2 separate regions of the Homo sapiens genome follow, and region 2 is linked to region 1. Evidence: read pairs that join two places in POLR2A ChIA-PET (ENCODE). Cell type or tissue: GM12878. All regions are shown on one strand. Links, peaks and the distances in the headings refer to the core of each region. The heading gives the core; the rest is flanking DNA.

Region 1 (9,883 bases), core at 3,828-6,327:
TTGGGTTGGGTAATTTGAATATAAATAGGCATGGGGAATTTCCTTCTACACAAAAACATATAGGCATACTTATATATTTAGGGAACTTTATTTTTTTATGTATAGGCAACCTTTCAAAACATAGGCGTTACCCTCTAAATAAAAAATCATGTAATCCCAGTACTTTGGGAGGCTGAGGCAGGCGGATCATGAGGTCAGGAGATTGAGACCATCCTGGCCAACATGGTGAAACCCCATCTCTACCAAAATACAAAAAATTAGCTGGGCATGGTGGTACACGCCTGTAGTCCCAGCTACTCGGGAGGCTGAGGCAGTGGAATCGCTTGAACCCAGGAGGCAGAGGTTGCAGTGAGCCAAGATTGTGCCACTGCACTCCAGCCTGGTGACAGAGCAAGACTCCATCTCAAAAATCAGAGCACACAATTTTACATGTATTTTGACAATGGGCAAAATACCTGTATTTGAAATCATACCTTCCTTGGAGAATTTGAGGTATGTGGTTTCAGAAGATGTGGAGGTAGTGGGTGGGAGGACATTCGGGTTGGAAATTCGGGTTGGAAGAGTAATGTAAATGAAGGTGCAGAAAACCAGAAGGAAACAGGCAAGGACCAGGGTTCATGCTAGGCACCCTGACAAATCAGGCAAGACGGCCAGCTGTGATGGAAGCACATCACAGAGGCACTGAAACCTGGCATAAGAGTTTTAGTCTCAGATGTTTTTGAGTTCAGGAGCAGCAGAATGAAAGATATTAAAGGAAGACAGTCTGACAAGGGATTGTTTAGGGTGAATGTGCTAGAAGGTGCAGGGGGTGGCTTGAGCGGTTGAGAGCCAGACAAGGTGGTAACTGAATGGGTAAAGGAGTAATTAATAAAAGAGGCATTTTGGAAGACCAGCAGGAAGGATAAAATTGAGTCAGTTCCTAGGAAGTTTCTTGGACATTGAAAGTGAGGCTCTGCCTTGGTATAGGGCTGAATTTCCCATTTTGGAAACTGGGAGAGCCATGGTGCCACTGACATTCTTTTCCTTTAAAACTCCAAATATGTTTCTTTTCCTTGATTAATCTTACCACATTCTGATTGCTTTTTTCCTTTGGGAGTGATAAGAATAGATTTCAGAAAGAGATGGCTTTTGATCAGGGCCAGGAACACTTGGTAGGAATTGAGTTGGCAGAAATGAAATGGAGATGTGTGTAGGGCATTGGACGAAGGAGAGAGTCTGAGCAGAGGCAATGGTGTGAGCCAGTGATATGTTTGGCAAAAATGCATAGCTGTTGATGAAAGGAGTAAAGTGTCAGTACCTGATTAGGACAGGTGACATGAAAAATGTGAGGAGACTAGCATCAAGGCCATGCCTCTGGCTCCTGGCTACTTCTTTAAAGTTTAAAATTTGTTTTGCTGAGCCCTATAGAGTCACTGAATTAGCTATTACTACAGATGAAGCTCTGTACACTGGAGGAGGAGGACTCAGATATGTAACAACCGGTTTTTTTCTCTTTCTAGCCCAGAGTTTCTTACTATGATCTGGATTCGTGGGGAGGAAGGCTGGGTAGAGCTAGACTCATCATCTGCTTTGGTGTTCTTGGGAGCTTATCTCTTTTCCTGCCAGGTAGATAGTTTTTCCTTTCTTTCCTTCCCTTCACCTCCAGACCTCCCTCCTTCATTTTCTTTCCTTCTCTCTGTCTGTCTGTCTAAAATATAGTTGGGAAGAAAAAGGTATCAGCCATGGGAACCTCTGGTGCACAGGTGTAAGGAACAAAGAGCTTTTCTGCCTTAGAATTAATCAGTTATCTCCTACTCACTGTAGCTCAGAAGTTGATCTACCTTTTGATGTTAAAATGCTAAATCTCACGGAAGTTATAAAATTTTCTCTCTTCCCACCCCTAACAAGAAGGAAAAACAAGTCCTCAACAGACTTATATGCATGTAGTAACTTATTACACAGTTCCTAGGTGTGAAGCAAGTGTCTGACCCTCAGGAAGCTGCTCCCTCTGCAGTGCTCAGGTAAGAACCCATCACCATCGCCCACCTGCTCACCCTCCCTGCTTCCCACCCCAGGACACCACACCTCTCAGGAATTACATGAGATATGGTATAAAAAGTTTTTTTATTTCAAAATGCAAAATGGTGGTCATTGTAATAATTAATAATAATAACATAAAAAGCATTTATCCTTCCTCCCTAGTGCAAAATGGTAGACGCATTTAGATAATTCACACAGTGTTGGAAATGTCATGACAATGCAGTGCTGCACAGCAGCAAAACTCAATCCCAAACTCCTTTGGTGGATGCTTGTGGTAGGTCAGTTCTAGATGTCAGCGGTTTCTCTGAAGTTAAGTCCAAATAAAAAACAGCACGTGCTCCTGCACTCTCCCAGCGGAGTCAGGCTCCTGTGCGCGCGCCCCCTCTGTCTCTCCATTCCTCTCTCGGTCTGTCTCTGTCTACTGCGTCTCCCTCCCACTCCGCTGGTCTCCCACAGTTCCTAGGAGGCGTGCTGCCGGTTGGACAGGGCCCGGCCGCCGAGGACCGTGTCCTGCTGCTTGCCTTTCTCCTGCAGGGCTTGCTTCTGGAGAGCCTGTCGCTCCAGGGCGGCCTGCAGCTCCGCCACGGCTGCCTCCTGGTCCCGCAGACGTCTGGCGGCCGTGAAGGGGCTGCACACAGTCTCCATCAGGCCGAGCACCACGCCGAAGAGGGCCAGCACGCTGCCCAGCACGTACAGCTTCACCATCTTCCCCTTGCGCTTCTGGGCCATCATCTCCTTGGCCAGGGGGATCAGCTCCTGGACCGTTTCCATCTCGGCTCTGGGCTCTCGGAGGCGGGAATGACCTGCAGGAGGAGCAGCAGGAGAGGGGCTTCAGCCACCAAAGAACGGCTCCCACCACCCCGCACCCAGCTAATCTTGGGGAGGGCTCATAGAAAGGCGGACTACCTTAGTGGCACGGCGCGAGCAGGAGGCAGCGCGAGCTGCAGTTGGCAGCGGTCAGCGCGTCCGTTGGTCCGACCGACCTCAGCGTTCTCCTCCTCTCGGCAGCTGCAGCTCTCCCAGTTGGAGACTCCGCCGCTGGCACCGCTTTAGCGTCCGGGGGCCGCTTATATCTTTTCTCTGAGACACGCCTCCTGGGCTCTCCGGCCCAGGCCAGCGCGGTCAGAGCCAGGGGAACTCGGAGGGGGAGGAAGAAGAGGAGGGGAAAAGGAGGGGGTGGAACCCGGCTGGGACCTGGCAGGAGGTGGCCACGCGCTGAGCACGCTCCGACTGTGTGAGCTAGGGGGCCCGGCGCGGGTGCCATCGCAGCGGGGCGCGTGGGAAGGCCAGTGTGCACGCGAAGGTCCCACTCCAGGCGAGCGCAGGGGAGGACCCGGAGCCCAGGGAGGTGTCCGCGGACATCTCTGACATGGCGGCAACCTTCTTACTGGTGTCAGCGGGTGCACAGCTTCCCTTGTCCAGGACAGCCTGACATTATAAATAATGAGGGAATTTGGGGGTTCCATCTAAAGAAGAAAGCTTTCATTTTTATTCGGAAGGGTTGTCACCTTCCCACGTGTGTGGCAATGGATCAGAGAGGAGAAGGCAAGGGGGAAGGATCTGGGTAACAGGACAGAACAGGTTACGCTTGGATAAAGCAATATGTGCTAATATTGTTTCTTTCCTGCCTGGTTGGTTTTATTTAGAGGTACATGCATGTATAACTAGAGTCAGTTGATAGAAAACTATTCATTGATGGTGCTTTTATGCACAGAGGTGTGTGTGTGTGTGTGTGTGTGTGTGTGAGAGAGAGAGAGAGAGAGAGAGAGAGAGAGAAAGAGAGAGAGATTAGTCTCTTTGCCTGCGAGCTGTTTCCTTATGTACTTCCGTGTATCAGGGAAGAGCCTTCAAATTCAAATTGTTCTCACTTCCACTTGAGAAGTGGAGTTGGGAGCTTGGGGGTAGGGGGTCAAGTATGGAAGGGGCTGTTGGTAGAAGTTCATCTGCCATTTTAGAATGGAAGTATTTCATGCTCTCCTCAATAATTCTCTGCCACCCTCCTGGGTTTGGGGGTACAACTTCACTGCTCCAGCTCAACTTCAGCTTTGAAGCAGTTTGTGGGCAGAAGGGCGTGTAGTAGACAGCTTAGGTAAGAATCCAGAGTGTGAGTACTCTTGGACGTGTGAAGATGTAGGATTGATTTTGACCAGGGTTAGCTGTAATCACCTGGGGCTGAGGGAGCGTTCTAGTTTGGCTTTGGTTATGGATATGCTAGAGTTAGCAAACTTGGGGAAAAAGAGAGGCAAATTGGCCAAAGGGTTAGCAAACTTGGGGAAAAGGAGAGGCAAATTGGCCAAAGGCCTTTAAGCAGAGAAAGGGAGGGGGCAGGGGAAAGAAGGGGAAATCAAACTGGCCAGAAAATTGCAAAGGTCAGTGATGCAATCTTGCAACAGCCTTTGCAGTCGGTCGGACTGAGCCCTGAAGGGCGGGTCGGGGGAAAAGGCTGTCTCAGGGATCAAATATTTTAGTTTTTGAATTGTTAACAGTAATCTTTCTTTGGGGGTCTGAAGCAATTTCTCAGATGATTCAGTTTAAAAAGGCAGCAATAACAACTACCCTTTGCCTTGACTATTAATAGTTCAGGCAAGGGCTTGTGTGTGGAGAATGGTCAAGGTTATCTAAATAGCTTATTTGAAATTCTATGTTTTAGAATTTAGTCTGAGTGAAGGTGACCAGGGGCCAAATAGAATTGATTATTCCTGGAGGACTGTGTTTCCTGCTTATTGTTCTTTTAACCTTGTCAGGCAGGAAAATTCTGTAACAAGGGTTCCTGCCAAGTTTAATATCAGTCTTGGCATTTTCTTTGAATCTTCCTTATAGTTTCAGAGCAACCTCTGATAACTGGCAGAAATGATTAGTGAGCTTTCCCAATATCTGTGAGGGTTCCAAACCCATTGACTTCTGGAAGAGCATGTGATGTGTGCCCTGATATAAGGGCTGTCACGTGGTTTCCATTCTGAAGGTGAGTCAGCCTAGCTTGGGACCCAAAATTCTGAAATTGACTGGTCCAGTAAGCATTTCCTGTGTTTCTGTAACTCAGAGACGCAAACCACACGTCTTCCTAGGTCAGAAGGCTGTAATTTACCTGGGGTTCCCCTTTCCTGTGATTTGCTGTGTTAGTGCACATCACCAGCTCAGTTCCTTTTTTTGATAATTTGACTTTGACCTCCAGGTTCCAGCAGCTATATTGGTAAGAGCTGGACAGAGGAGGGGCAGCAAGTGCCATGGACGGAGGTCACTGGTAGACTTGATCTTCCTAGTTTAGGTGGTAGCTGGGGCTGAGCAGGAGATGATGGGAGTAGAAGGCTAAGGAATCCAGTGTTAACTCATGTCTAGGAATTTCTGAGTGCAGCTCCTCTGTCTGGGTGGGAAAAGAGAACCTGGCTCCTAGGGTAGAAGGTGACTAGGTAGGGCTTGGAAACTAAACATATATTTTAGTGGGGCTGATGTCATTTTTAGGGAAGTAAAGCACTGTGTTGTGTCATGCATGCAGGTAAGATACAGGTTATAGCGATGATGGTCAAACCAAGCCATAGGGTGACCAACCATCTTATTTTGCTCAGGGTTGAGGGGTTCTCTGAAATGCAGGACTCCTGCTAAAACTGAGCACTAAAACTGAGATACTTCCAGGCAAACTGAAACACTTCCAGGCAAACTGAAATAGTCATCCTACCCTTGAGTCTATCTCAACATTTAACTCTTGCCACTTCTAGGAAGGTAGGAAGGACTAGTTTAAAATTTTTATATTTTGCTTTCTAAATCCCTTTCTCTCAGACATTAAGACATTCAGAGCCATCTGCAGAGGGTAAAGTCACAAAGGGGTGCATGTGTTTCAAGGGTTAAGTGCAGAGGAGGGATAGAACTGTCCCTACCCCTCTGCCTTGGGGATTGAAGACACAGGGGAAAGAGGTCTTTTGGATGGTTAGTTGTAAATGAGCTTCAATAATAATTGTTATTGTTACAATTATTATAATATAATAATAACAATAATAATTATTATTTTGTTACCGGCTGCTTGCTGCCTACACAAAGTCACTGCCCACCCCTGGGGCTCCAGGCAGCTGAAGGGAGGGAGTCATCATAGGAGATATGACAAAACTATTTGTAGTTTTAAGACTACCGCACTAGAAATTTTTTTTAGACCCTTAGTTACTTTCATAGTTTTAGAAAGGAAGTTGCTTATCACTCGGATATCAGTGGAAGACACTGAAATTTATATGTGTAGCCACTGTCTCCTCTGGTCTTATAGACTAGAGTTCTAGAGTCTAAATATTTCTGTGTGGATACACTGCTATTATCACAGCTTGACACACTTAAAACAAGACTCCTTACCTTCTCTATACTCTTACAAGCTAAGTCTTCTTCTCAATATCCTTATTTCTAGCAGTGACATCTCCGTTTCATTTGTTCTCTGGGCTTGAAATATCATGGAAGTTATTTGGAGAGGCCTTCCCTGACTACTGCATCCCACCACTCTCCACCCAGTGCCCTACTTTCTTTTTCTTCATAGCACTTGGTTACCTGATTCTATGTGGATGTACTTAATGGTGTGGTTTTATATTGTCTTCCATGTGCGTTGGAGGATAGGCTTCATGAGGATAGGGACTTTGGTTTGCTCCTCACTGTGTCCCCAGTGCCCAGTATAATTCTTAGCACATAATAGGTCCTTAATGGGTAACTATGGGATTAATGAATGGCTTTTCCATGGACTGTGAAGCCTGGCAGGGAAGGGACTGTTTTTTGTTTGTTTGTTTGTTTGTTTTTGAATGCAGTCCAACTTTTAGTAGATGCTTAAAGAAGCATTCAGGTTTTTGAGGGGACAGTTTTTTTGCTTTTAATCCTTTCTCCTCTAATCCATCTTAAACACTACCACCAAATGAATCTTCCTAAAATTTAATTTTTTATTGTCAACTGCCTGTTTAAAGGCCAAGATCATTTCTCATTGCCCACATAATGGACTCCTGGATCCTGCATGTTGAATTTGCTTGATTTAGTATTCTTGGAATTCAGGCTCTCTATGGTCCGATCTTCTCCTGTTCTTCTCCCACAATAGCCCTTTGCTCCACAGAGAGGTTTCTTCACAGGCCAAGAAACAATTCATTCGCATTGCTGCTGCTTCATTTATTTTTGCTCACACAGTTGTTTCTACCTGAAATGCTGTCCTCTTTCTACTTTGTCTTCCTTTCTTCCTTGAGGTCAAGTTCAATTTCCTGTGCTCCAAGAAGCTACCACTGCCCATGGCAGCACACCTTGATCTCTCCTTTCTGTGAATTTCAGTTGCCTTTGGGGCTTGTACTCTACAGGCTGGCACTGGATGGATTACCGTTTTGTACAACTCTGTCATTGTTTCCTGTGGGCTTGCCTCAGCTCTGTGGAAGACAAAAGCTTTGTATCTTTCATGGTGTTAACATAGAATAGGAGGCTAATCAATATTAGTTACATTGACCTAAAAGTCAGTGCTGAGATAGAGAGGGCAAAGTGACCAGTTAAGGCTCTCTTGGGAAGTTATTTCAAGCACAGTAGCCTGTCCTTGGCTCAGAGCCTTGGTGTTGAAATTGCCCAAGACCTGGCAACTTGGCTTAGTTTCCTCCACTCTGGTCTCCTCACCTTTCACTTCCACTCCCAACTTAGTGTCTGACATTGTAGCCATTGGCTCACTCTGGGCACCCTCCAGCCTGCCCGTGGTACAAATCAAGGCAAAGGAACAGACTTTATAGGCATTCTGCTTTTGTCCTTCATAACTTTTGGTCAAGCAGAGCCACCAGCTGCTGGGGCATGCAGACTGTGCTGGAAGCCTTGAATAGCCATGGGTGGTGTGGTTAGAATTACCTGCACCCTGCTGCCTACATACCACTTCCAGATTAAACAATATACTTTACAAGTTTGAGTCAGCACAAGGAATTTTCCCCAAGCTCAAATGCCAATTGGTCTTAAGGGTATAGGGCTCTAAAGTCAAGCAAACCTGGGTTCCTCCAAATCCTGACTCCTCCATTTGCTAAGGCCTGACCTTGGGCAAGTGACTTAACTTCTATAACTTCTACTTCCGTATCTGTGAAGTGAGAGTTATGATAGCCCCTATTAAATGGGGTGTGGTGATGATGATAAGCCCCTATGAAACAGATATGATGAAGAGTGAATGAGATAGAGCTCTGTAAGGGACTTAGGCAGTTTCTGGCACAAATGAAGCAATCATTAAATGATGGCTGTTATTATTCAATTGTCTTTGCCTCTTGCTCTACGTCGGCAATTTCCATGATGCTTTATCCCAGCCCGGGACATTTGCATTCCTTAGGTGACATTTAGGTAGCTTCTAGTAAGGTCCAAAAATATTTGTTGAAGCCAGCCATGTACCTGACACTGTGTTAAGCATAGTTATAGGAAGCAGAATGTGTGATGGCTCACACCTGTAATCCCAGCACTTTGGGAGGACAAGACGGGCGGATCAGGAGGCTGGGAGATCAAGACCATCCTGGGCAACATGATGAAACCCTGTCTCTACTAAAAATACAAAAATTAGCCGGGTGTGGTGGCACATGCCTGTAATCCCAGTTACATGGGAGGCTGAAGCAGGAGAATCACTTGAACCCAGGAGGTGGAGGTTGCAGTGAGCCGAGATCATGCCTCTGTACTCCAGCCTGGTGACAGAGCAAGACTCTGTTTCAAAAAAAAAAAAAAAATGCAGAATACAAACTGCATTTGCCCTCAAGAAGCTTATAGTGAAGTAGAGGACACAGACTGTAAACGAGTTATTATTGTATATTGGGAAAGGCACCGTAATAGAAATTTATACCAGATGAACAAAAAGCACAGAATGAGACAGGTATTGATGCCCTTTGGGGAGGAGGTAGTCAAAGAAGGCCTAAGGGTAAATGATTCCTGAGAGGCTTGGGATGTTAAAGGATGGATGGTGTTCACCAGGTGGTTCTGGGACAGGGTGTTGTTCAGGGCATGGGGAGGCCTTGAATGAGATGGGACTGCATGTGAAAAGGGAGGATGAAAGATAAAGCATCACATGGTCCAAGAGAAGTTAGACAAGTTGGTGTTAAATCATAAAGGATGGATTTTGGGAAATGGCAGAAAATGAGCAGGAAGCAGTAAGTAGGAGCCAGATAATAAGCAGTTGTATCAATAATCACTTATTCATCCCATGCCTAGGAATTGCTGACCACTCCCTTCTAGAAACACATTTCTCCTTTGCTTCCACGATACCATATTCTGCTGGTTTTCCTCTTACCCTATTCTGGACAAAACTCAGGATCTTTATCTCAATTGTCCTCTTTATCTAACCTACAAATGTCAGCATTTCTCAGGACTCAGTCCTGGAGCCCCTTTTCTTATTCCACATGCTCTCTTCAGTGATTTAATTTACTGCCAGGGCTTCCATTGCTGCTTCTACACAGATGACCTACAAGTCTGAGCTCTAGACCTGTGTATCCCTCTACCTATTCTACATTTTGACTTGGATGTCTTGCAGGTATCAGAATTACTGTGTCTAAAGCCAAATTCAATATTTCTACCCCATAAACTTGTAACCATCTTTCTTAACCTAAGCTGCACCATTCACCTAGCAGCTCAGGTTTGAAGTCAAGGAGCCATCTTTTCCTCCTTGCTCTCCATCACCTCTCCAATGTGAAAAATCACCAAGACTTGTGGCTCACGTCTGTAATCCCAGCACTTTGGGAGGCTGAGGCGGGTGGATCACGAGGTCAGGAGATCAAGACCATCCTGGCTAACACAGTGAAACCCCATCTCTACTAAAAATACAAAAAATTAGCTGGGTTTGGTGGCGGGTGCCTGTAGTCCCAGCCACTCGAGAGGCTGAGGCAGGAGAATGGCGTGAACCCGGGAGGCGGAGCTTGCAGTG
Region 2 (9,883 bases), core at 3,818-6,317, 66 kb after region 1:
AGTCTGCCCTGCCCGGCAGTGGGAGCTGCCACTGGCTTTAACTGGTACCATGACCTCCGACTTGAAGTTCCTAGAAAGGAAATGAAGCAACAACCTTTGAAGTATTTGAGGGAAGAAGAGTCGATGGGGCAGGGCAGAGGTGGTAGTTCTCTGTGCCTGTGGCATCCACTCAGCTCTCCCCTCATGAGGTTCAGAAAGTTCAAGAACCTGCAGAAAAGATAAAGATAACCAAGCCCCCCTACACTTCCTTCTGCAAAGCACAGAGGCCCTGGAAACTCGGGGAATCTGATGCTCACCACTTGCAAATACCCAGTTTTCTGTGGGCTTTTATCATCTCTGTTGCTTCACTAACCTTTTATAGTACCTCTGTGAGGCAGGCTAATTGGGTAAATAGACTTCAACCCAGTTTACAGATGAGCAAAATAGAAGCAGAGACATTGACTCGTCAATGGCCTCACAACTAGTAAGTGATGGGGACAGGGCTGGAAGCATTTTCCTTGCCCCCTCATCCAGAACTCATCCCTCCCTATATAGCTGCCTATGAGTGGGAGAGGCCTTTGTGTCCATTTCTTTCAGTCCTGTTGACCGATTTCTTTCAGACCCAAGCTGGGGCTCCATCTTTGGCTAAAAATACGTACTGTTTTTTGTTGGCCTTTTTGAGGAGTGTGGGCTCAGAGCAGTAGGAGGACTTTCCTTTGCTCCCAATGTTCAGGCAGCTGGAGCAGCAGCCACAGGGCCCGGCGGCCAGGGACCCCTGATGCATGGGCACCAGGCTGCTGCTGATGTGGAGGGAGCCATTGACCAGGCAGTTGAGGGACCTGCCACCAGGGGCAGTGGGCCGGCGGCCATGCTGGCAGGGTAATTGGGTCAGGGCAGGGAGTGCTACACTGTGGTCCAGGACAGGTGCCTCGGTGATGGTGATCTCAGGGGAGCTGGGTCTAGAGGTTTCTGAGGCTTGAGTTTCAGGCGGCCTGTTCTCCACCTCTGGGCGGACGCCCGGGCTGTGCAGGTTCATGTGTAGCTTCCTCATGTGGTGCACCACAGCTGCTGCGTTGAAGGCTTGCTAAGGAGACACAAGAGCAGCCTCTGGCCTTCTGCAACCTCAGAGGGCCTTGGAGCTTAAACTTTCCCTTTGCCTTGTGGCCTCTTGAAACCTGGGTGCCCACTTCTCATTTCAGAGAGGGTACACGGAGCTCCAATGCCTTCTGGGACATCCCAAGGAAAGCCCTTATGTCAGCCCCTGCCAGCCCAGCCTCCAGGGGCCCAGAACAGCTTTCCCACCCCCTGGAGAGGACAGCTTACCCTCCACTTGCTCTTAGCAAAGTTCTTCTGGATCTGGAGGCTGACTGATGGGTAGATGTCCCGGTGGAGGGCTGTGTTTCCGTCAATCCTGTGGATGTAAGAGGGGACACCTGGCTACTGGGTGGCTATTTACACTCATCCAGGGAGTGGGCAGGGTGCCTGCAGGTCTAGGTGAGAGCTGGGTAGAGTGTGCAGAGGAAAGACAGCCCACAGCAGGAAAGGGCTGCAAGCAGGTCTCCTCTGTGCCCCTGGGCAAGTAAGAGTCGGCTTTAGCTTTGGCAAAATCAAAAACTTTTAGAGCAAGGTCAACAAGCTATAGCCTATAGGCCAAATCGACCTATTGCCTGTTTTTGTAAATAAGGTTTTATGGGGACACAGTGGTGCCCATTAATTCAGGTATTGTCTGTGGCTCCTTTTGCACTGTGACAGCAGGGTTGAGTAGTTGCCATAAAGACAGTATGGCCAGGAAAGCCTAAAATATTTACTATCTGATGCTTTATAGAAAAAGTTTATTGGACCCAGCATCACAGGGCACTGGGGTAGTCACCATCCTTTAGCTCAAAACCTTGCCTAGAACCCACCTCCTCCTGGAAGCCTTCCTCAGTAAGGCCGTCTGGTACAGGCTGCCCCTTTCCTATCCCCTTAGCCTCTTATTCACTGGTCTCTAAGTGTTCCTCAGACACTTGCTGTGTGCATAGTACTGTGCCAACTACTAATAGACCTCGAGAAGTAAGAGACATGGGCCCTGACCCCTAGGAGCCTACAGTCTAGATGTCGGGTGTTGTTCATGCTATGGACTGCAGTAATACATGGTAAGCCGTGTGATTAATAAAGAGAACTGGGGAGATTGGGTTGGGCTGCAGGGGTCAGGGGCTTCAGGGAAGGGCAGAGACTGATCTGGATCCTGAAAGATGCTACATACAGGGCAAGAGGCAGGACATTGTAGGTAGTGGGAATGATCTGATCCAAGGTGTAGTTAAGACAGAGCTTGGTATGTGGGGTGAGACAGATATAGCTCCCAGGCCTATCTGGACAGAGGAGGTATGCTGGCAATCCTGGGAAAAGAGGCTGGAGATAAAGGGTCAGGCCATATTAGGGAAACTGGAAAGACAAAGGAATCCAGGCTTGCTGGGGTATGAAGTGGGGAGCTATTGTAAATTGAGTTGGGAAGTAACATGAAAAAATATTTTAAGATTTTCTTTTTCCTATTTTGCCAATCGGTTGCTTTGCAGTTGTTCTTAAATCACTTCACCTGGAACAGTTATTGATCCCTGAGTAAAACAAAGCTCTAAAGGACAGGACAGAGTTGCCCATTCCTGGCACTTCTTGAATAACTAGTACTGAACATTGCACCCTATCCCAGTGCTGAATGACAGCGCTCGGCTGCACCTGCCTCCTGCACTTGACCAGACAACCCAGCTGCTACCCTTGCATTAGAACCTGCTCCACTGTATAATGTTTGAATCTCTACCTGGGCCTGATGAACAATGGCATGGTCCTTGCTTGTCACATCATTAAATGGATCAGGACAAGCAGATTCCAGGGAAATGCAATATGAATGAGTCAGCATGGTTTTGGGAACTACAGGGCTGGGGTCTAGAGTCCACTCCATGTCTCACTCACCAGGGATGACTCAAGGCCTTCTCACAGGTGTACCGCTCGTTCGGATCCTTCTCAAGCAAGTGGCAAATAAAGTCCTTGGCTAAGGGGAGTAATCAAAGACACGACGACTAAGGACCAGATTTCATGACTGATGGAAATTCACTTCCGGGCTGGTGGGTGGCAGTGAATGCATCTTTAGCTGATCTTCCAAAGAGGCAATTTTAAGAGTCTTAGAAGAGGAAAAAAAATCCAAACCACCTAACAACAACCCACCATAAACCACCAAAGAAGGGAAGCTCCAAGCCGCCTCACCCACACAGCACTGCAGAAGCGTCACTAGTCACAAGGCCCCCATGTGCCTGCACATCACATGTGCATGTGTTTGCACTGAAACAGGGGCCAGCGCTGGCACATGGGCACGCATGTGAGTGCTGGATTGTTCCAGCTCTGATTTCCACTTAACAGGTCCAACAATCACGTAATGATCATCTTCTCTCACACATAGACATTGCATGCTCTTTCTTGATATCTAACCCCTTAGTTTTGCTGCTCTTGTCTGGAACTCTCCCCTCACCACCTGGCTCTGCCCTCCTGGCCCATCTTCTAAACTGCCCCCCCATCTCCTTTTCAGGCATACTGTGGTTCTGCCTCCAGAAAAACAAAAGCATAGCTCTTAGATGTAAATAATTTATCGGGTCTTTGAAGCAGACGAAGATTTCTCCACTTTCCTTGGCAGCCTGTTCTGTAAGATCCCCAGGGACTTTGAAGAGCCGGGACTGTCATCCTTTGTTAAGCTCATTTCTCTTGGCAGCCTCTACCTTGAGCCTGTTATCTCTCCTTCATGCCTACTGGCCTTACCTGACTCAGAAATGTCATCCCAGAATGGAGACTCAAACTCATAGTAGCCCTCCTTGATCTTCTCGAAAAGCTTAGACTCCGTTTCTTCATAGAATGGGGGGTATCCACAGAGCCTGCAGCAGGACAGGAAGGAGGCATACTACTGAACAAACCTGTCCTCCCTGAGCCAGCCTCTCTGCTCCCCCAAGCTCCCACTGTATACACAGGTGGGCACTGAAGGTCCCAGAACAGTGGTGTGACCAGGACGCAGATCTGCCTCAAATTCCAGAATGGTACAGGTCCCGTAAAGTGTTTATGCAAGTGCCAAGCCTTGGCACAGTCATCCCTAGAAGGTCCCTGTGTACATTATGCCCTCCAACCCTTGCCACCTCTCCTTATACTTTCCCTGACTTATGAATGCTATATAAAATATGTTTAAGAAAGTTGGTAGACTGTCTACTTGAATGTAAGCTTGATGAAGGATTTATTTAGGCTGTGTTGTTCACTGCGGGATTCTTTAGAACCTAGCACAGGGATAGATGCAGAGTAGATAGGCAGTGAATATTGGTTGGGTAAATAAATGAGAGTACTTATTCAACATAAATGGAGGAGATAATTGAAACCAGGTTATTTTCCTAAGAGCAAAGTTTGCTATAGGTGAGGAGGGATGGTGGGGAAGAGGTGATGGGCAGGTTAGGAAAGGGAGAGCTTGGGAATGTGTGGAGAGGAGCGAAAAGGAAAGGCCCTGACCAGCTTTATCCAGGCCACAGTTTTGCCTTGGGAAAGCTGAGATGTAGGAACAGAGGGTCCACCTGGCTTCCAAGCCTGGCTTGGCCTCTCTCTTTTTCACTGTTCATTCCACTGAGTGGGATGCAACACATTTATAGGCAGTAAAAGGGGCAGGGGTGCAAGAGGAGGGAGTGCCAGGTGGCTGTGCAGTGGATTCACGCTGAGCTCTGTTTTAAAACTTGGTGGAGGTGAAGAGAGAGGAAGCTTTTAAGCTGTGTGTACATGTATGTGTGTGTGTGTGTGTGTGTGTGTACCCGTGTGCCCCTGTGCCTGTGTCTGTTTGTGCACATGCACGTGCTTGGAGGAGGAGCTGAGACAGGGGAGGGAACGAGAAGGGGTAAGCAGGCTCCGAGACTTCTCATCAGCTGAACCCAGGCCAGCGTCTACTCACAATATGTAGGTGATGACGCCGATGGACCAGCAATCCACAGCCTTGCTGTAGGGTTTCTGGGCCAGCACTTCTGGAGCTGCAGCAGACCAAGGGCAGAGTCAGGGCTGGTGGCAAGAGGAGAGGGCTTTGGGGTGGGAGCTGAAGGCCAGGCTTAGAGAAGAGGTCTGGGGAAGACTGTGGGATGGTGGGGTTTCTAGGAGACTGAAAACTCCCTAAGGGTAGGGGCTGTGTCTCTTCTGGGAAGACTAAATCTTCCTGAAAAGAGAGACTGTGACTTCTGCATTAGTTTGTGAGTTTCCCCATGACAGGGTCGATGACTCACCTGTTGGACTGGGGATCTCCAGGGCTATGTCTCCCTGATTACACTGAGTATTCTCTGAAGGCAGGGCCTGTCTCCCCACTCAGATAGGGGATTCCCAGGGCAAGTGTGATCTCTCTCCCTTCAGACTGGGAGATCTTCAGTGTAGGACTGTCTCTCCTCCACTAGACTGGGAGCCTCTGGGAGGCAGAGACTGAGTCACCCCCATTAGATTAGGAGCTCCCAGAGCAAAGGCAGTATGTCTCCCATCAGACTGTGGGTACCTTCTGAGGGGAGGCATTTAGTCTGTCCCATCAGATAGAGAGCTTTCAGAGGGCATGAGCCATGACTTCCTCTGATTAGGAGCCCTGTGGGGTGTAGAGAGCTGCCTTCTGTATTTCTTGCAGCTACCAGAGCTTTGTACCTGGTGGGACTCAATACCTACTGAGGAGTGAATGACCTGCCTTTCTGGGAGGGTAGATTCCCTCTCTTGAGTCAGAGCTCTGCTTCCCATTACCCAACTGCAAACAGGTGACGACTGGTGAAGTGGGAAGGGACAGGAGCGGATGCTCTGAGTTTCAACTTTGTCTCCTGTAGATCCCAGGAATACTCTTCCAGGTGCCCTGCCTGCTCTCACTCTTTTTGGGGGCCCTGGAAACCTACAGGGATGTTCAAGCAGGAAGCTCCACCTTTGCCAATTTCCCAGAGTGCTTCCTTGGGTGGACATTTAGGAGCCCATTTCTGGGTTCCTCAGGCCCAAATTCAATATCCTGTGCTTCCAGGCTCCCAAGAACTGGGGGCTAATGTCTCCTTCAGAGTGGGAGAAAGGAGTAGGGTTGGTGCTCAACCCCTCAGCTCTCTGCTGATCTCTGGGTTTGTGATCTTGTCTGCCCCTGGTCCAGCTGGAAAGACAAAGGCTGGAAGTCTATCCGCAGAAATGAGAGCCAAAGCATAGGCAGGGACTCTGGAGGGCTCAGGGGTAGGCGGTCTTTAAAAATGTAGAATTTGGGAGCAGTAGAGATAGATCCTGAGACGGATGAATTGGCTGGCCCTAAACTTTATAAGTGGATGTCCTACCAGGATAGCCCCTGAAGTTGAACCCTATGTTCTCAGAATCACCCCTTTCTATGAATGATAGGCATGTGGTTGAATGTAGCCAACTGGTCAACCTTCCTCCTGCTCCCAGACTTACCCACGTAGCCTGGGGTCCCACAGGCAGTGGACATGATGCCATTCTGTTCCATCTTGGACAGACCAAAGTCAGTGATCATGATCTTAGAGTTCTCTTCAGGGGTAAGGTAAAGCAGGTTTTCGGGCTGTAGGAGAAAAAATATGTAGTGTAGGATATAACCACCTGAAGCAAGTATTTTCCTTCCCCTTGATACAAAATTTCACAGGAAGATGAGCCCTGGGCTCCTGACTTCAAGGCCAGCTCATCCTCCCCCATTCTTCCCTTCTTCCTCCTACCTGCACCCTCACACCTGCACCCCAGTAGTCTGCACCTTGCTTATGGCTCTGACTTTGCTCGGTCTTGTAAACATTAATATACTCACCCTTTCCTTCCCTCACTTCCAACTACCCTGTTTGTGTTTTGAGAGAACCAATCTTTGGTTAATGGTGTCTGATCTCTCCAGAGTCCAGTGCAAGGCCTAGTACAATGTAGGCCCTCAGTAAATATTTTGTTGCATTGGGTTTTGACTGTGGCTGGATGTAAGAAATGTGTGTATTATTTTGGTATTGAAATAGGGTAAGGCATAGTGAAAGTTTCAGGAAAAATTGAGGTGCAAATTAGTAACCATTGTTCACTCATCCAAGGTCTGTTTAAGGAATCTAAGGGCAGAAGGGGCCTTGGGAGTCACTAGTCCAACCCTCTTACTTTATGGAGCTTAGATGTCCCATGACCCATGCAGCTTCCTTAAGGGTCATTATCTGTTTCCCACCCAGGACTCCCGCCTTGACACCTTTAAGTCTCTGTGGACGATGCCATTCTCATGTAGGTATTTCACTGCCGACAAGACCTGCTGGATCACCAGACTGGCATCCTTCTCTGTGTAGACACCCCGCTCCAGGATCCGGTCAAAGAGCTCCCCACCAGAAACACTGTGGGCATAGGATCAAGACAGGAATTCAGTTCTCATTTCACTCAAAGTAATGAGAAGGTGTTTGCTTTGAAGCCTTGGGGGACACAGCTGCAGTGGAACAGGCAGGCCCCCATGAACTGTGATTGAAGGGCTGCCAGCAGACTACTCCAGTCTCAGAACACCCACTCTGGGTACCTGGAGTGATATCACTAGGCAGTCATCTCTTTGGGCCAAGCATTGACCTCTCTCTCTGAAAATTTCCTTTAAAATGTAAATGCTTCTGGTTGGGGCTGCACAAGAAGCCAATAATCCCTTAGTGTGGACACACTTCTTAGCCACCTTCCTTCCTGGCCTATGACACAGGAAGCCATGATGAAAGAGAGAGGTAACACAGAAATTAAGCAAAGTAGGAAAGAGAAGGCATGCAAGTGAGACTAACCGTACTTATATCAAGATTTCTCTTCTCATTTTGGGAAATTGGGCTTCATAAAGCTGGAATTACAGGTAGGGCTTTAGGGGTGCTTTGAGACTCAAATGGTAGAGTATCTTAGGACCCAGGGGAGCTTAAAGATCAAGTCTGACTTCTATCTCATGAATACCATCTACTCTATTTTTGCCTAGAAGTTTTCTAGTGAGTACTAGAACACATAAGTGTCAGAGAACACTCTTCCTCCTAAGACAGAGTGTTTTTTGGAATATTCCTAATGTTTCTGCACATTATGTTGAAACCTGATGCCCTGTCATTTCTACCAGTGCTACCAATTCCACCCATCGGGACTGCACAGAACAAGAATAACAGCCTTTCCTGTGCACCTTTCAAGTATACAAAGATAGTGAAATGCTCTCCGGAGGGCTTGCCTTCTCTGAGATAAGCATTCCCAGACTATTTCAACCGTGAGCCAGGGGTTCCAGTCCTCTCACCCTCCTAGTCCCCCTTACCACTGTCCCATGACATTAGATGTGGCCATCCATGCCCAACTAGTGATGAGGGAAAAGAATTTCTCCGATCAAAATTTACCTCATCCTGCTCTTTGGCTTTTGGTCTTTAGGCTTTGGGCGCTCCTATAGTAGCTGAAGGCCTGTAGGAAATACACTCTTTGTACAGAGCTATGAATTCTTAACCCTGAGGGGCCTGAGTCCTGGAGCTATGCTCTGAGGAGGCTTAGTGTCTCCTCAGGGACATCCAACTCTTCCCATCTCCTTGCCTCCCTGCCTTCTGAATTACTGTGTGCTAATCCTGTTGGCTTGGCCTCATTGTAGTGCCTGATGGTCCCTGATCACTTGTTAGTGCCACTAGGGGCCCTTTCCACCTCACTCCCTTGACTGCCTGCTACCTCTCTTTAGAGGTCCTCAGATAAGCCCCCAGTTAATCAGGTGCTTAGGCCTGAGTTATCTCGTTAAAGTTTCTTAGTAATCAGCCCATCAGCCAAAAACCACGTTGTGTCCAGCCACGCTGAGATTGCAGAGTGGTGTGTGAGTGCGTGTATGTCTGTGCATGTGCAAGTGTGTGTATTTGTGTGTGTGTGTGTACTTTATAAACAGAAGTGTCTTTGAGCCCAATGCTGAGCCCTTATGAACACTGACCAACCTCTACAGCAGTTGCTGTCAGGCAGAGCTGTTGTTTGGATGCAGCAATGACGCAGAGACCTTGCTAATGAAGCACCACTTCTGTCCTACAGATGGACACATACAATCACAGCCTGTCTTTAACTTTGGGTGACTCTGTTTTGGGAAAATCTTTCTTTATATTGAAATATATCTACCTGTGGCTTCTGCTCCTACAGTAATTTTATGCTGGAGTGATGTTAAAACATTTACTATCCAATTTGATTAACATGTATTGGTCCAAAAGGACTGAAGCCACAGTGCCAGAAAAGGGTTCTGGTGACTCCTTGTTAGTCTGGCATTACCCCTTCGGTCGTTTGGTTGCAAGGGGCGAGGAGGGGTGGGGCAGCAGAAGGACATGGATGGGTTGGGGTCGCAGCTATTTGCTGACTGGTAGGAAATATTCTAACCACTGATAGGGTTGTCCTGGTGCAAAGGAGCTTAATAATCAGCCCAGGTTTACCCTGTGGCCCACATAGAACCTGCCCATGACCAGAGGCACACTCAGTCTAAAAGGACCCTTGGCATTTCTGAGCCTCCTGAATGAAGTCTTCATTTTTGTCTTTGAATTGCTGTCCATCCCTCACCAGCGACCAACCTCCTGTAGGCCTCCCAGGCCCCACCAGGCCTCTGTGAAGGAAGCAAGTCACCTTTTACTTACAGCTGCATGACCAGGTAGTAGTGGGTGGTGCTCTCATAGATGTCCTCCAGGGTCACAATGTTTTCATGCTTGATCCTGGGAAAAATAAAGTGCATGATGAAAGGTATGTGGTTCAGGTTGTACAGACAAATAATGCAGACCTAGCCCAAAAGTTTCTGTTGGAGGCTTTTGATGGCAATGTTTAGGAAGACTAGGTCTCTGTGAAGCCTTCATAATAAGTAGACTGTCACAAATTAATCCCAGAGAAAAGATTCCTGTGGAGGTGCTCGGTCCGTGTTTACTGAATGAATAATTGATCATCCTTCCTTCAGGAAACA

The links. Peaks named below come from ENCODE experiments on the same cell type or tissue, not always from the same donor. Only the 100,000 strongest peaks of a DNase experiment are listed, where the experiment ranks them.
Region 2: POLR2A ChIA-PET joins it to region 1 with 16 read pairs; 4 of 35 experiments call an interaction of 5 or more read pairs at or near these places.

Annotation. Positions count from the first base shown.
Region 1 is chr1:209,668,592-209,678,474 of GRCh38, reverse strand. All of the region lies in intron 1 of HSD11B1-AS1 (HSD11B1 antisense RNA 1), which reads left to right. It overlaps G0S2 (G0/G1 switch 2), which reads right to left and starts at 3,063. Exons shown (of 2, transcript NM_015714.4): 1 at 2,926-3,063; 2 at 2,085-2,822. The coding sequence starts at 2,790. The coding sequence ends at 2,479. RefSeq lists enhancers at 2,103-2,951, 5,232-5,471. In GM12878, for the core only: no CTCF peak of the experiment used is centred there; a DNase peak (open chromatin) is centred at 5,074; H3K27ac peaks cover 237 bases.
Region 2 is chr1:209,602,972-209,612,854 of GRCh38, reverse strand. CAMK1G (calcium/calmodulin dependent protein kinase IG) reads right to left here. Exons shown (of 13, transcript NM_020439.3): 4 at 9,567-9,641; 5 at 7,181-7,319; 6 at 6,412-6,535; 7 at 4,922-4,997; 8 at 3,763-3,875; 9 at 2,926-3,004; 10 at 1,303-1,390; 11 at 639-1,063; 12 at 1-70. Among named protein-coding and RNA genes, the nearest start is that of MIR4260, 16 kb to the left of the region's middle. RefSeq lists an enhancer at 2,522-3,721 and a silencer at 4,840-4,998. In GM12878, for the core only: no CTCF peak of the experiment used is centred there; a DNase peak (open chromatin) is centred at 5,324; H3K27ac peaks cover 519 bases.